2 separate regions of the Homo sapiens genome follow, and region 2 is linked to region 1. The links are chromatin loops, found by intact Hi-C in ENCODE. Cell type or tissue: B cell. All regions are shown on one strand. Each heading gives the region's core, and the rest is flanking DNA. Links, peaks and the distances in the headings are about the cores only. Region 1 has its middle 19 kb from the start of LINC00603. Region 2 has its middle 16 kb from the start of LINC00604.

The links. Peaks named below come from ENCODE experiments on the same cell type or tissue, not always from the same donor. Only the 100,000 strongest peaks of a DNase experiment are listed, where the experiment ranks them.
Region 2: a loop joins it to region 1, with 14 times the contacts of the local background. A loop is called at or near these places in 2 of 110 quality-filtered maps.

What each region holds. Positions count from the first base shown.
Region 1 is chr5:40,028,628-40,036,972 of GRCh38, forward strand. No RefSeq gene overlaps it. Among named protein-coding and RNA genes, the nearest start is that of LINC00603, 19 kb to the right of the region's middle. RefSeq lists an enhancer at 4,595-5,597. In B cell, for the core only: no CTCF peak of the experiment used is centred there; a DNase peak (open chromatin) is centred at 4,924; H3K4me3 peaks cover 932 bases; H3K27ac peaks cover 2,917 bases.
Region 2 is chr5:40,220,250-40,228,594 of GRCh38, forward strand. No RefSeq gene overlaps it. Among named protein-coding and RNA genes, the nearest start is that of LINC00604, 16 kb to the right of the region's middle. In B cell, for the core only: no CTCF peak of the experiment used is centred there; DNase peaks (open chromatin) are centred at 3,882 and 5,062.

The DNA.
Region 1 (8,345 bases), core at 220-8,219:
TTCATACATGAAGTTATGGTTTAAAAATGTTCAATATCCACTGCACTAGGCAAATATTTGCCCATGTACATTGGGAGACAAAAGAATGTCCACAGCATCTCAATTTTAAAAAATTAAAAAATAATTTAAATGTTAATGGAAGTATTAAGGTATAGCAGAGACTATATCATGCATTTTTCAAACCATTTGATTTTCATACTAGGCACATGCCATCTTCTCCATCTAGGTGGAGCCATGTAATTGTGTTCTGTTTAAAATGTGGGAAAAAATAATGGTCAGAAATGCCTTATGCAGTAATCGCCTTCACCTCCTCCTTCTCTTCTCTTCTCTCCTTCTCCTTCTTTTTCCTGTCCCCTCTCCTTCTCCTTTTCTTCCCTCTCCAGCTCTCATCTCTCTCCATCTTTCTGTCTCTCTGTTTCTCGCTCTCCCTCTCACTCTATTTCTCTCTCTCCTATGCACTCACATGCAAACACACCACACTCCTGCTCTCATCCGCATTTCCATTTTGCAATCAAAGACTGCAAAATGTTGAACACACACAATGGAAACGGCCTGCATCCCTAGGTTCTCTGCTGCGAGGATGGACAAGCAGGACAGCTGTCCAACAAGATTTGTCTGCATCAGACATTGTATGGGCAAAAAATAAGCTACTGAATGTTTTAGGATTATTTGTTACTGCAGTTAATCTATCTAATTATACAAATAGATAAATTGTAGTTTAGTCCTACTACAGAATGCTATATAACAGTAAAAATCAATTATTTACAGTTACAATGAAAGTAAATCTCAGATGAATCTAAGCCTAAAAAACAAGTTGAAGAATACATACAATACAACTTCATTTATATATGGTTCAAAATATGCAAAACTAAGCTATGTGTTATTTAATATTCTAACTAATGTGTTAGAACTATAAGGAAGAGCAAGAGAATCATAAACATAAAATTAAGTATAGTGGCTACTTTTGAGCAGTAGTAATGGAAGAGGTTAGGATGCAAGGGCATACTCACAGGGAATCTGGGTTTAATAAAAATGTATTTTTTTCTAAAATGATTGTGAGTTCATGGGCATTTTTTGGTATCTTCTGTCTTTAAACCTTAGCTATATTTGTAATTTTTAAAATTTGTATATCTACTTAGTATTTTAATATTTTTAGATAAGAGTGACTGAAAAACAGTTCAATTATTGCAAAACAGAGAAAAACAAAGTAGTTTCCAGTTAGCAATTTCTCCAAAAGAATTTGGCAAGAAGAAAGATCACTAGGCGGATGTTCTAAAAAACTAGACTATGCAGCCAATAGAAATTGCAACAGAGTTATTCTGGAAAAAGAAAAACATATAAATCAAAGGCCAATTGAAATAATTAATTTAACTTACAGTTTGGCTAAAATTGAAAAATCCATAATCATCTGCGGAACTGATACATGATATTCAAATGGAAGAATTTATAAGCGTAAGTTCACGGAGTTGGAAGTTCTGAACAATATCTGGCTAAAAGGACAGTGGAGATTATTTTTCCATAGGCATTTGAAAAACTGTAGATACAATCATAACATGATATAAGTGAATAATCCTTTACTGATTCTACAGCTGTGATTCTCAATCTTTCCTGCACATTAGAATCATCTAGGGAGTTTTTTTTTTTTTTTTTAAAGTCCCATTGTTCAGTTTGCACCAGACACAAAATAAATCAGAATATCTGGGGACAGGCCCTAGGCAATGGTATTTTTAAAGATCCCCAGATGATTTTATGTTCAGCCAACATTAAGGACCACTGAGCTAGAGCAACTCCTTTATGTCATAGTCAAAAGGTCTGAGGTTGCAAATTGTAGATTGCATCGTATAAGGTCACACAGCTGGTTAATGATTTTCTGTTCTTTTCCCTGTCTTCTGTCTTCAATTTTTAAATGTTGCTGCTTCCTCTATATTTTGTACATTTATTCACAACACTTCAGATTCTTTTAGCCTCAGTTATCTCTTATTCTAACCACTCAGTTTCGCAGATGTGAAATCTGACACCTGAGGTCTAGACCTTGTAGTGCCTACCCTCTTCCCAGGAGCTTCTTTAATGATATGTGGTAGCAGACCCTTTAGAAATGCTCTTGGCACTCGCAACTGTGCAACTTGAAAAGGATGAAGAATTATAATGCTATGGGGTGAACCTATGACTAATGAGTAATGAAAGGCAATGAACTTGCTTTTCACTTTCATTCCCATATACTGGTAGCCTTGAGATGCATTTCATATGCCTCATTAAGCAGACCTGGGAGCTCGAACATCTAGTCACCTATAGCTGTGGGCAACTGCATAATGAATCTTTGTCCTGGCACTCCCTCCTCCCCTGCTAACCTTGTCTCTTTTCCACCTCCTTGAGTCTCACTTTCCAATAAAATATTTGCACTTAATTCTTTGATTCAGTCTCTACTGTCTGGAGAAACCAAGCTAAGACATTACCCTTCTTCTGTTATCTTAATATTAATCTTTCATGGTCAATATACAATTTTCATTGCCCGGACCATGCCTGGATAATTGAGATGCAATGATTATTAAAAACATCATCATCAACTCAAGGTCCTTTATACATATGTTCTTTGGTGCTTTAAGAACCTTCCATATTCATTTTCTAGAGAAGGTGAAGGAGAAAAATGTCTACAAAAAGTAAAATGTTCCAGGAAAAAAATAGCTCATACAGAAAAAAATAAACTGATTAAAACGTGAAAAGAGATTGAGGAGGAGAACAAGATCAAAAGGAACCTGGAATTAGAAATGGAGAGTTGTCCAATAAGTCCTCTCTATCTAAACTACAATCAAAGTAATTCTTCATTTCCCCATAAAGAATGTCATTTCAACTATTATCAATATATTAAATAATCCTCTTTATCTATGCCTCTATCTTTCTGCTAATCAGATTAACATAGATGGCATTTATTCATTCTTTCTATACTCATCCAGTGTTAATTTGGTTCCATTATTGTTCTAGAAACCCAAATAATAAAATTACTTTAGTGGGAGATATTGGTATTGAGTAATTATTGAATTTCCACCTAAGTTCCTAAGTCAATAAGGAGAATCTTACCAAATACTTCTAACTGTAAGTAAATGAGAAATGGAACATTTATTCTTCTAAAGAGTATCATACCCATATATGGCCACTGTATCCTTATTTGTTCCTATTCTTGGATATATTCACACCAACACTTGGCTTTCTGGTCATCATAGAACACACCACCTTTCTTGTTTACATATATTCTATAACTTGCTCCTTAGTAGAGTCTTTATTTTCTCATTCATAAGTCCCCAGGTCTCTTCTGAAATTCAAGGGCTTTTCTTCCCATATTTTTCATTTATTCCACAAATGATCTTTACTACATGAAATATATCTTGTGATACAGTAGATAATATGACAACACATTCTATCTCTTCATTGAGTTTACCTTTTAGTGGAGGTATCAAATAGAAATGAGATAAAGAATACAGATTACCACAAATAGGATGCAATAAATAGTAAATACATAACACACTATTAGAAAGAGTAGTCAGGGAAATCTTGTCTGAGGAGAGAAATGGGATGTAATGGTCTCATGGGGACCTCAGAGGGAAGTTGAGACCTAAAGGATAAGACTGAGTCAGCCAGGCAAATTTCTACCAAAAAAGCATTCTATGCAGAGATAAGTGATCGCAAAGGCCTCCCTGAGATGGATAACGGTTTGATAAATTCCAGGAACAGAATGGGACCAGTATAGCTGGAATATAATGAAAAATCAGTAGAAGAGCATAAAATTAGGTTAGAGAAGACCGGGCACGGTGGCTCATGCATGTAATCCCAGCACTTTAGGAGGCTGAGGCAGGTGGGTCACCTGCAGTCAGGAGTTCGAGATCATCCTGGCCAACATGGTGAAACCCCGTCTCTACTAAAAATACAAAAATTAGTCGGGAGTGGTGGCGGTGCCTATAATCCCAGCTACTAGGGAGGTTGAGACAGGAGAATCGCTTGAATCTGGGAGGCTGAGATTGTAGTGAGCTGAGATCGCACCACTGCACTCCAGCCTGGGCAACAAGAGTGAAACTCCATATCAATAAAAAAAAAAAAATAGGTTGGAGAGAATATAAGTACTAGATACTTCGGAGTTTTGTAAACCAAGATATGGAGTGTGTATTTTATTATAAGAACAATAAAAATCCTTGAAGGATTTTTCAGCTAGGAAAAAAAAAAAAAACTTAGCCTGATTTTCATTTTTGAAGATTTCTCAATTTACTCTATGGAGAAACAAGTTAGGAGGCTGGTATAATCCAGTAAAGAATTGAAGAAGGCATTAAAGAATAAAATGCACATAAAATAAATACATGTCAAAGATGACATTTGATTCATTAATTAATGAAAAAACCAGTAAGATGTTGCAACTAATTAAAAAGAGAATCAAACAACACATGTATATTAACAATCAAAAATGCTTAGATGAATTTCAAATACAGTAGATGCAAAACTGGTCAATTTCCACAGGGCAATAATCAACTGAATTTCTATGAACAAGAATCATTTGCATGACTATAAGTTTTCTACAAATTACAAGATCGCTAAAATAGCTCAAAGATGATGAAAGTCACAAGTAAACAGGAACAGTGTGCTAGACAGGACATCCAGTAATCTTTATTTTTTTTCTTTCAAAGTCTTTTTTAATTTTTCCTGACAGGAGCCTGAATTAGATAGAACACTGATAGAGGACACAGAAAACAGTGCTGAATTACAGATATGTTGCAAAACTTCATTATTAAGATCCAAATCATCCTAGCTTCGATGTAACCATCACAAACTAGAACAAAAAAAGATATTTAATCTAGCATGAGAGCTGTTACTGAGGAACTAAGTGATGTCAGTCCCTTGAGAGAACAGGTGCTTGGTTTTCCTTCCCTTTGATGTCAGCTTTCCGGTGATGCGGTGATGAGACCTGCAGTAGTGTTTGCTTAGTCTTCACAGTCCAGTCAACCCTAGTCCTGTGACTGCTGTGTTAGTGTGATCAGTTCAAACTGTTCTGGTGTTTGCATGGCTGGGCAGCAGATCTCTTGACAGGGCTGCTCAAATTGGTTGCCCATCTTTTCTCTTCCCCACCAAAGTCCTGAAGGCTGAATGAACTGACAGCCCATTGATTGTCAGCTTCTGCTACTCCTTGGCCAAAGAGCCTTATGAAATACATACGGATGTCCATCAGTGTTCCAAACCCTGCAAGACTTGAAGTGCATTTTTGGACCATAGTTCATATGAATTTAGTAATAGCAGCCTGCGCAGCTGTTTTCTTCTGAAATCTTTGTATTACTTTTTCCAAATGTTCTTAACTAATTTTGGAGTCTAGACTAGGAAATGTCAATACTCTCTAATATGCTGCATCTCCACTATTCACAATAGCAAAGACATGGAATCAATCTAAATGCCCATCACTGACTGGATAAAGAAAATATAGTGCATATACACCATGGAATATTATTCAGCCAGAAAAAAATGAGCTCATGTATTTTGCAGAAACATGGATGGAGCTGGAAGCCATTATCCTTGGCAAATTAACATAGGAACAGAAAACCAAATACTGCATGTTCTCACTTACAAGTGGGAGCTAAATGATGAGAACTCATGGAGATAATAAGGGAATCAACAGACACTTGGGCCTACTTGAGGGTGGAAGGTGGGAGGAGAGAGAAGATCAGAAAGAAATAACTATTGGGTAATAGGCTTAGTACTTGGGTGATAAAATTATCTGTACAACAAACCCCCATGATATGAACTTACCTATATGACAAACCTGCACATGCCCCTATGAACCTAAAGTAAAAGTTAAAAAAAAATATGCTGCATCTCTTCACAATGCCTGGGGACATTTAGAGAAGACATTATTCATCAGTTAAGTAGATTAGTGATATGGTACCAAGTTCGCTCAGCTACTACCATGGCATTTCTTAATTTTTAGCTAGCCTCCACCCATGGGCACTTTCTTCCCTATCTATTCTGTTGTTCTTTCTTATCCACTCTCTCCACATATCCTCCTCATTGTGGTCACTGACTCTTACTCCCTGCGTTCTGAGATAATGTATGTGAAAGCACTCAATATTCTAAAATTCTACACCAATGTAAAGTATCAACATTACTATAACTCATATATTTCCAATCTAGTTTTGTGAGTAGGTGGGTGTGTGCAATGTGAGTGAGTGCATGAGTACAGAAGAACAATGCTCAGTTGTCGTGAACAGGCCCCCATCCTGGACTAACATCTCCATTACCCTCCCTACACAGAAAGAGCCTGAACTTATATGAAGATAGGCAAGACTCAGATACACCTAACTAATGACAAGTTTCAGATTTGAGGCTTTTTTTAAGAAGCACAGCAGTAGAAGTCCTTTCCTAGTTAATCTAAGAAGCAGATACAATTTGTTTGTAGTGTCTCACCTTTCCTATCCCCTGACATTTATTTTTCTTTATCATAAAACCCAATGCCCTCTACTATTCTCCAGCAAGTCCCATCTTCCTTATTGGTTAATGCCCCAGTACCATACTAAGTAATGCTTGGTGCTTTCTAATTACCTTTCCCCCAAACTCAAACTCTCGTGAATTTAGGCTATGGAGAAAAATGTTCTATTAATCTGGTCCACCTGAGAATATGACAAGATAATAACAATATCCATATGGGCAATTTCATGTTTAATAATTTGGTAATTGTTATAAATGGGTGATGGCTTTAAAAGTCTAAGAAAAACTTTTAAGAAAGAATGCTTTCTAAAAATCCCTTAATTTTAGAGGTGATGCTTTGACATTCATGAGGCAATCCTTAACCTGGAAAAGGCAAGCAGTGAAATGAGGTGATAAACACTCTAAAAACCAGATGGAATACTGGTCAAATGCTGTGTGGCGGCAAGAAGTGACACATAGCGGCTCTCCGAGCTGCTCTAAGACATCCACTAGAGCCTAGAATCAATCACTTTTCATACTGAATAGACCACAAAAGACAAACCTCATTGATACCAGGGCCATATACTCACAGAAAACATTAATCTAGGACCATATAATATTTTAAAAGGTCTTTTTACAAAAAAACCATATAACATTTTTAAAAGGTCTTTTTGGAAAAAAAGATAAATCCAAATTGCCCTGAAATTAGTTAGAAAGTTAGGAATAGAGACCATAAAATATATTCACTAAGTGGATTTTTTAAAAAACTTTAAAAGCAATTTAGTTTCTTGGTCATAAAACAGAAAAAGAGAGTGAAGCAATCAAACAGGCATGAGGTCAAGAGGTGAAAATACAGGAAAGAAAAGGTAGAGGGTCAAAGAAAAAAGAAAATAGGCCCAAAAGAAACAGTAACAGGGAGAGAAGCATTAAGAGACAAATGCAAATGTGTTTGAAAACACACACAAAGGGAAGAGAATGCCAGGAAAGGCTACACACACTTACCCATACTTACCTGATGTATATATTCTCTCTGTGCAGAGAGAGACAGATTGAAAGCATGGAGGAAAAAAAACACACATAAAGACACACTGTGATGGCTTGGTATTGTGTCGGCTGAGGCTACACTGTGATGGCTAGGTTAAACTACATTTCCAAGATTTCCCTTCCATATGTTTTTCCACTTAGGGTGAGACACAGAGAGAATCTTGTGCAAGATTTGGAGGGTAGAAGTAAAGCAGCAGCTATTTTTGTAGGTCACGTAAATTGTCACTTATCCTCTGGCTTACCTTGTTGGTCTAAGACAGGAGCTCAGCCTACAATTGCTCCACCTTCCATTGAATTCTCCTGATTCTCCACGGGGTGTGTGTGTGTGTGTGTGTGTGTGTGTGTGTGTGTGTGTGTGTGTGTGTGTGTGTATCTTTAGCTCCTTGATGAAGAGCACTGGCTTCTGCAGGAACCCCTTGCCATCAAGGTGAGAGACAGTAAAAACTGATACTTGTGGGTTCCAGTTTGTTCCTACTGTCTCCCACTTTATATGCATTTTCCCTTCTTTTTGTGGACTTCAAGCCTTCACAGCAGATTCAAGGACACAGCTACACAGAGACTACTTAATTAGCTCCCACTTTCATAATTGCATGAGGTCTACTGCCTGGGAAAAATCCCTTGATACAAATACAAGATTGGATGAATGAATGAGTGAATGAACAAATATGGTTCCTTGTGACTCTGCTGTTCTGATTGCATACTGACTGATACAGACACATAAATTAAAAAACCAGGTTTCTAAAAGTTAATGAAACAGTATCTCTAGTGTTTAACCTTTAAGAACTATCCCTGCTAATATAGACCCCTGCTTTTAGCTAATGAAATTCAGTTCAGAGCTAGATTCTCATTCATGTGAGTTTCTCCTAATT
Region 2 (8,345 bases), core at 199-8,198, 190 kb after region 1:
TTAACACAATATTTATTTCTCCTTTACATATCAGTCAAATGAAGTTCTGAAAAAGTATCTCTGCTACACAGTCTGTTAGGCACTATAGGCTCTTTTCATCTAGTGGTTCTTCAATGTGCTAGTGCTTGAAATTCTTCATTAGATCTTCTGCATTTGGGCAGCAGGCCAAGAAACAGAGGAAGGGTAGCAGATAGTGCAGAAGGTTTGACACTTAAGCCTTTGAGTGGCTTACATCACTTTTGACTCCTTTCCATTGACCAGAATATAGTCATAGGCTGCACCGACCTGTGAGAAATTGGAAAAATGTGGTCTAGCTCTTTGTCCCCGATGAAAAGGAAACAGGGTTTTATGAAGATATAACAGACTCTGCCACATATGGCTGTATTAGCATGAAATGGCATTGTCTCCTGATCTGTGAATTTTGCCACTGTGTGAGCAAGCCAGATGCAGAGCAGAGTACTTTTTTGTGTGTATAAAGAAAGACTACTACACTCACAAATGCCCTGCTCCTTAAGCACTTCCTTGATCCCTCACTACGAATCCAAGAGTTACAGTCATTACAATTGTTTCCTCTCCACTGTGCTACCTACTTAGATGTAAAGTCTTCAAAAGGGAGAAAAAGAAAAGAGCCATGTAGTTTGGGATATGATGGGAGAATAAGGCAGGACTCTGGCCAGCTCAGAAGTCAGCTGCTTGAGTTTCTATCAGTGGTCAAAGACTGTACTTAAGCCAAAGCCACTTCATGTTATCTTTCAGCTCTTTTGTTTCCCTGATTTGGCTACTCTGTCAAGCCCATCAAAGCTGTGATCCTCAAATCCCTATGAGTTACATTTATGGTTTTCTCTTTAGCCTTCAATATTGCTGTCAACCTTGGTGCGTGTATGTGTGTGTGTGCATGCATGTGTCTTTATAGGTCTTTAATTAGAAGTTGAGAGAATTATTATACATAACTGGGCTGCCACTGTAAGTGAAAATTTTCCTCAAAGTTGTCCTCTTTGAAGTTTAATTTGTTGTTGTTTATTGTTTTGTTTGTTTATTGTTACTTCCAGTATGGCTTTGAGTTCAGTGTAAACAATAAGCAACTACATCATAGAATTCAACGTTAGTGTTTCAGGAAGAACAAAATCAAAAGACAAGTTTCAGAGCAGAGCAAACACCTCAGACATCACTATTTGAGGCTGGTACTATTTACCACAAAGTTTCATTGCAGCCTTAAAGTCCTCAACCCATCCGTTTGGGTAGCCACTACCAATCAGTGTGGACATGTGATACTGTGTGATGCTACTGAGCCAAAATGACCTTATTTTGCTCAAATGGTTTGCCCCATTAACAAGTATTTATTAAGCATCTACTATGTGGCAAGCAGTTTGGCCTTTGCTGGAGATAAATGGTAAAGAAGAGCATACTCCATACCACCAAGGAGCACATGGCCTTTTGGTGAAGACAAATAACTAAAATTACACACAACGTAAGCCCGGGATGCCATGGAAGCACCTGGACCAAGCATCCAACATAGTCCTGAGGATCAGGAATGGCTTCTGGGAGGAAACAGAGATTTCATGGATAGAGGGAATTAATCAAGTGAAGTGGAGAAGCAGAGTCTTCCAGGTATTCCTTAAACCCCATCTCAGCATTTATCCCACTGTTCAGCCATGTTTCTGGGAAATTCTCTCTCTCTCGGGGACTCCTGAGCCTAATTCCTCAGGCATGACATGGATGTGAGCGACATTATTATATCACGGTGAATCACTTGTCTTTGGTTGTGGTGTTGAAATTGCAAAGGGATGACATAACCTGGCTGTGGTTCTTATTTGGGAAACCTACAAAAAGAATTTTTGCTCTTCTTTTTTCTTTTTATAGAACTCTGCCCTCCATTTTCTCCCTTGGTGAGGCATTCTGGGAAAAGTTCTTCGGTCACAGCAGACTTTCCTGAACTACTGTAGAACTACTGTCTCATAGAAGCCACCTCTACCCACCAAAGTTGGCTTTTATTTTTGACTTCACAACAAAGAGTCTAGGAGACCACAAATCATAAAACCAAATTTTTTTTATCTTATCCTCATTAGTATAAAGCATGATTTTGTTATCATTTGGGAAGAGATTTTTTTTTTTTTTTTTTTTTTTTTGAGATGGAGTCTTGCTCTGTCACCAGGCTGGAATGCAGCCGCGCGATCTCCGCTCACTGCAACCTCTGCCTCCCGGGTTCAAGCGATTCTCCTGCCTCAGCCTCCCGAGTAGCTGGGATTACAGGCATGCGCCACCGTGCCCGGCTAATTTTTTTTTGTATTTTCAGTAGAGACGGAGTTTCACCATGTTGGCCAGAAAGATCTTAATCTTTTGACCTCGTGAACCGCCCACCTCGGCCTCCCAAAGTGCTGCGATTACAGGCGCGAGCCACCGCACCCGGCCTGGGAAGAGATTTCTTTGGGGAAGTATGATTATTTTTCTAATAGTTTCCTCATGGAAATGATCCTGAGTTGTTGAGTTTGCAAGAGTCAACTGCATGCAAAGACGTGGGATAATGGGCATTGCAAGGATCCCCTGCCCTCAAACTTCTTCCTTGCTCCCAGCCTAGGTTTTGATTCCCCTAATTAAATATTGCTGCTTTGGAGTTACCCAGAAAGTTTGTGGCTAAAACAAATTATGTCTGGTCCTGATAAAACCTTCATGCCTCAGCTTCTATTCATATTCTAGCTTAGCTATCTTCCAGCTTTGTTTTTTTAAATTAACTGTAACTAGCAGAGAGCTGGCCTTGTGAAAATAGAACTCAGAGCAGATCTTGTCTGGTAGGAAGTAGTTAAAAGGATTTGCACCACCTGAGGGGACATTTCTGGAAGGGCTTTCCCAGTTATACTCTCTGTTAAGTATTAAATGTGCAATGGGGAAATAAGTTAAAAATCATAATATATAACGATAATTAAATTATTAGAGGTTTCAAAGACAATAAGCACATGAACATGTTTCATTTTTGAATCAAATATCTTCTCCCCTCACTTTCACTACCAGGAACTGAATTTGGATATGTTGTTCCTGTTTAAGCCTAAGAAGAAATGGGGGACGGGTGGAGGAAATAATAGATCAAGTAACACTTTAACAAGTTGAATTCAGTGAGTAAGACATCTCATTGTAGCCTTTTGTTTCTCTAGATCTTACTCTCTGTTTAAGTATAGCCTCCTTAGATGTTTATACTTAAGTAGTTTAATATAATATTATAATATTTTTAAAAAGCATAATCACATAGACAATAATGCTGCTTATAACCCTGATTTAATTCATTTGGGGGAATCTGAATTGGTGGGTGTAGGAGAATATAGCCAACTTATAAACCTAATACTAATGATGGTTTTATAGTAACTGGAAGTCATAGTGTTAAAAAATAATAATAATAAATTTTTAAAAAACAAACCTACAAGCCTGAACTACAAAATAATTGCAAGCCTCTCAAAACATACAGTATTTTCACCGTGTAAACATAATGTAGTAAAATTTCATTTAACTGAACCTAAAGTGCTGGATCCCTAAACTAATAGTATTTTTAGTATTTTATTTTTTAGGAAGGGGGCATAAGAAAGCAAAAAAATCAGACCATGTTAGAAGACTCAAAAAAGCGTATTCCAGCATAAATCTAGAGATGAGAATACATTCAGAGTAGTCTCCCAAGCTTCTGCATTGATTCTGCTCTGTGTTAAAGACATAAGCTTCAAAGGCAGGAGAGTGATTTAATGCATTTCAGAAGAACTTTGAATAACATTTTTGAAACAAAAAGGGATTTTCCACATTAGCCACAGCTGACCACAAAATACAATTTAATGACTTGCCCCACTTCCTAAGTATCTTGGTTGAGGCTTAATGTTTGCAGCTGGTGGAGCATTTTGCCATATTGTAGTTTGCGCATCTCATCCCTTTTTGGACCATATACTCACTTAGAAACAATCCCAGTCTCATTGCTTTTGTGGCACGAGGTCTTCCGATGATCAACTGTATAGTAGGGTGACTCACATCTTACCAACTCAATATAAGCAGCTGAGAGAACACAGTGCCAGTATATGTCCAGTAATTCACTGCATGGTGGTTTCTCTGAAATCTTAATGGAATGCCCCTCACACAGGCGTAGGCACACATTATGCACTCCGTACACACTCTACTCACTACATAGGGAGACTATAACTCTTACACTTTCATTTATACCCAAACTATGTGATTTGGGCAATTTTGACTCTTCTGGTTTGTTTTGAAATCTTGGTTGCACTTTATGTTTTCTGTTGAAAATTATGTTTTATTTAATACTTGACGAGAGGTTGAATTGTCTGCTTCATTTTCTCTTCTGAGTCCCTGTATGATGCCTTCAGTCAAGTCACAGGTGCCCTTTGGAAAGCTTAACTTCACTGCTGAGTCATGTTGTTGCTAAGCAAGCCAAAACTTCCTCCCATCCCGAGAGGCTCATTCTTCTCAAATTCTCTTCTTTTTCTAAGGACACCAGAACAGGATGGGTAAAGTGAACTTAATTTCTAAGTATGTGAATTTTTAGTGTTATCCATTTCCAGAAACATTTATTACAATACTTAGATTGTAGGACCTCTTCTGTGTTAGTCCATCCTCACGCTGCTAGTAAAAACACACCCAGCCAGGCATGGTGGCTCATGCCTGTAATCCCAGCACTTTGGGAGGCCAAAGCAGGTGGATCATGAGGTCAGGAGATCGAGACCATCCTGGCTAACACGGTGAAACTAAAATACAAAAAATTACTCTACTAAAAATACAAAAAATTAGCCAGGCGTGGTGGCAGGCACCTGTAGTCCCAGGTACTTGGGAGGCTGAGGCAGGAGAATGGCATGAACCCGGGAGGTGGAGCTTGCAGTGAGCCGAGATCGCCACTGCACTCCAGCCTGGGCGACACAGCGAGACTCCATCAAAAAAAAAAAAAAAAAAAAAAAACACCCAAGAGTGGGTAATTTTTAATGAAAAATAGGTTTAATGAATGGACTCACAGTTCCACATGGCTGGGGAAGCCTCACAATCATGGTGAAAGTTGAAGGAGGAGCAAAGTCATGTCTTAGGTGGCAGCAGGCAAGAGGGCATGTGCAGGGGAACTCCCCTTTTTAAAACCATCAGATCTCATGAGACTTATTTACTATTATGAGAACAGCATGGGAAAATCCTGCCCCCATGATTCAATTACCTCCCACCAGGTCCCTCCCATGACACGTGGGGGTTATGGGAGCTACAATTCAAGATGAGATTTAGATGGGAATGCAGCCAAACCATATCACCCTCTAATACATATAATCTAATAGAGACCTGGAAAAATATTTAGCTGGTCATACACACTGACACACACATTTCTATTTTAGTCTGATAGAAGCCAATACTCAAGTTAGGAACTCTGGGTTTTAATTTGTAAACCTGTGTGATCTTGGGTTTTGGAAGCACTTAGACCTTCTGCTGCTACATCACTTGATCCTGGGACCAGAGGCAGTAGAAATAGGCTGTGGACACAAGCCACAAAGAGCTCCATGAAGAGAGTAAAACTCTAACATCTACATCAAGAAGGAGAGATCTGTAGGACCATGAAAAGATGCACGGAAGGACCAATCAACTCAGCTTGAACAGTTAAGAAAGGTGACACTGAGAAAGTATCACCTATTCTAGAAAATGGACAGGAATTATTGAGGTAAGAATGAAGGAGATGGGAGTGAGATGGTGTCCCTAATAAAGCCATGGCTTATGCAAGTGACCTTGGAAGTAGGGAGAGTATGTATAATTCAGTCTGACTGAAGATTAAATTGCAAGGAAGTAGGAGATGGTCAAGGGGTAAGACCAGAAAAGTAAACAGTAGCACTCAGCAGTGTTATTCATTTTATTCCCTGAAGTCTAACTGTGGACTGCCGTAGTTTCCTGGGTATGGAGTACAGTCACAAGATACATGCAAGAAACTGTGAGAAGAGGATGTCAATTAATACCTAAAAATATTCTTCCTCATAAATCAGTAGGCAAGTGCCCTAAACAGCCAAAAGCAGAGTTTTTCAGTGAAGGTCTTAGAGTACAATAGGAGATTAAGTGGTGATATCTTGTTTTATCATGGTTTTCCCCTCCCAAGGTAACTAAGAATTCTTTCTTTGCATTTTGGACAAAGGCTGCTCTGATGCAAATCATCAGGGTGAGAAGGATGTGACAAAAACACATACCAAGAAAGACTGCATTTGCGCCTCTTACCTGGGACAGAACAGAAGCCCACACCATGCTTTCGCCACAAAAAGGAAAAACAGAAAGTAGATGTCCGCACCAGCCTCTTGTTAGTCCATGAAACAGGAAGGGAAAGGGGTATAGGAGAATGACTTCCTTCATTTTAAAGCACAGTAAGCTTGTTCACAAAAAAAAAAAATTGAAAGAAAAAAATAAACAAATAAGAAAATCAATGAGTGAATAAAAAAGTACTAAATAGAGTAAGTAAAAGGAAAGGAAAATGAGAAAAATGAAATTTGGAGCTCTTAAGATGTAAGAACGTATTTGGCTAGAAATTTCATTGGCTGTGATTCAGATTTATAAATTGTTAAACATACCTCATTCCAAGCCTGTTTAGATCAAATAAAATCATGTATGTGAAAGCATATTATAAGCTATACATGTGATAAAAAGAAAGTTATTACTATCCACTTTTACTAGTGTTACCATAGGCTAATTGCATAAATTTCAAAAAGATGGAAAGATCATCTCAAAATGTAAGTATGTGTGGAGCACCTGATGTGCCTGATTTGCTACCAGGCATAGAACATTTTCAAAACACAGAACTTAGGAAGAAAGCCAATAGGGGCAGTTGCTCTGTCAAGCAAGACTTTCCACCAGATCAACAACTGAATTCAGTCAGCCAAAGGAGCAGAAATGTCACAGCTGAAATTTTCAAACCAGTCAATGACCTTTAATATTTACGAATGGCTGTGCACCCAGGAATTAACACACTTGAACTTTTTCCTGTTACGTCTATAGCAGACATGTACCCAGATTAAGGCTTTGCCCAGCCATCTGTTAGGGGAAATAAATGCCTGTATGTTTTTTCCATTCCCTTCTCTTCCATTTCTCCTTTACTCTCTCATTCCAAAAGGAGTCTGAAATCCATGGCTGAATGCACAGAATGCAACAGAACAGAAATAAACAGATGAAGAAATCAGTATAGGATCAAAATGAGGGTGAGAAAACCGGGTGACTCTAGGGATAGAAATGCAAGCCTCATTGATAGGTTGGTATTTTAGTTCTGAGCATCCCAGGGACCCAATGAGGCAATATGATTGTTCCAAGATACACAATAACCATGAGATAAAAGCCAACCGCATTTTTAGAAGAAACATTTCAAATATAAACAGTGTTGAAACATTTTCATTCATCACTCTACACAACTGTTGGGCCATTGCAATAGAAATTTCCAAGTTTCCCACCACATATTAGAGAAAAATTCCAGTCTAAACTGAATCTTATGAATTGTTTTTCCTTCTTTGCTGAGGTAATGTTAAACATAAGATACATTAATAGAGAATGACTCTCATTTTGCTAAGGAATATGTTTGTTACATCACTAATTTGAAGCACCTGTTGCTTTAATATAGTGTGGAGCTTTTTTCTTTTTGCTTTATTAAATATTTTCTGCCTATCTCATGCATTATATACCTCTGTGATGAATCTATTTTCATGCTGGGACTCTGCCTTAGTGGGGGTTAATTGATGAGGTCTATTCTTGTTTAGTTTATTGGCTTCTATGCTTACCCTCTTTTATTACCTAAATGTGAGCTCTTTATTGTTCCATCCCCTTCCCAGCTGCTCTCAATATCCATGTAGGGGCCTGAGGGCTGGGCTGGGCTGGGCTGAAACTCTCCCAAGTCTGTGAGAAAGGGGTAGTGGTGGAGTCAGGGGGCGGTGCAGTATAAACTAGACTCAGCTGAGCAGCCTGCTTCACATTATGCGGGGGATGAGTTAGTGCCTTCTGTGGACATCCCTCATGCTCTTTTCTGTGTGCACTAAATTCCTTAGGTTGATAGAGCCTTCTAGACACCTTGGAGTTCCCCTCAAATATTGGTTCCTAAGGAGAATTTCACCTATCACCATAACGAGCTGCCTGCCTCACTCCTGTGTATTAGGAAAAAAAAAAAAAAAAAGAAACACAAGAGATTTGTATCTCGTACACTTTGTATTAGTTTTTTATTGTTGCCATAACAGATTACTATGAGTTCAGCGGCTAAGAAAAACATCCATTTATTATCTAACACTTCTGTGAGTTAGAAGTCCCACACAGATTTCTCCAGGCTAAAATCAAGGTATCAGCAAGGCTGTGTCCCTGACTAGGGCTCTAGGAAAGAA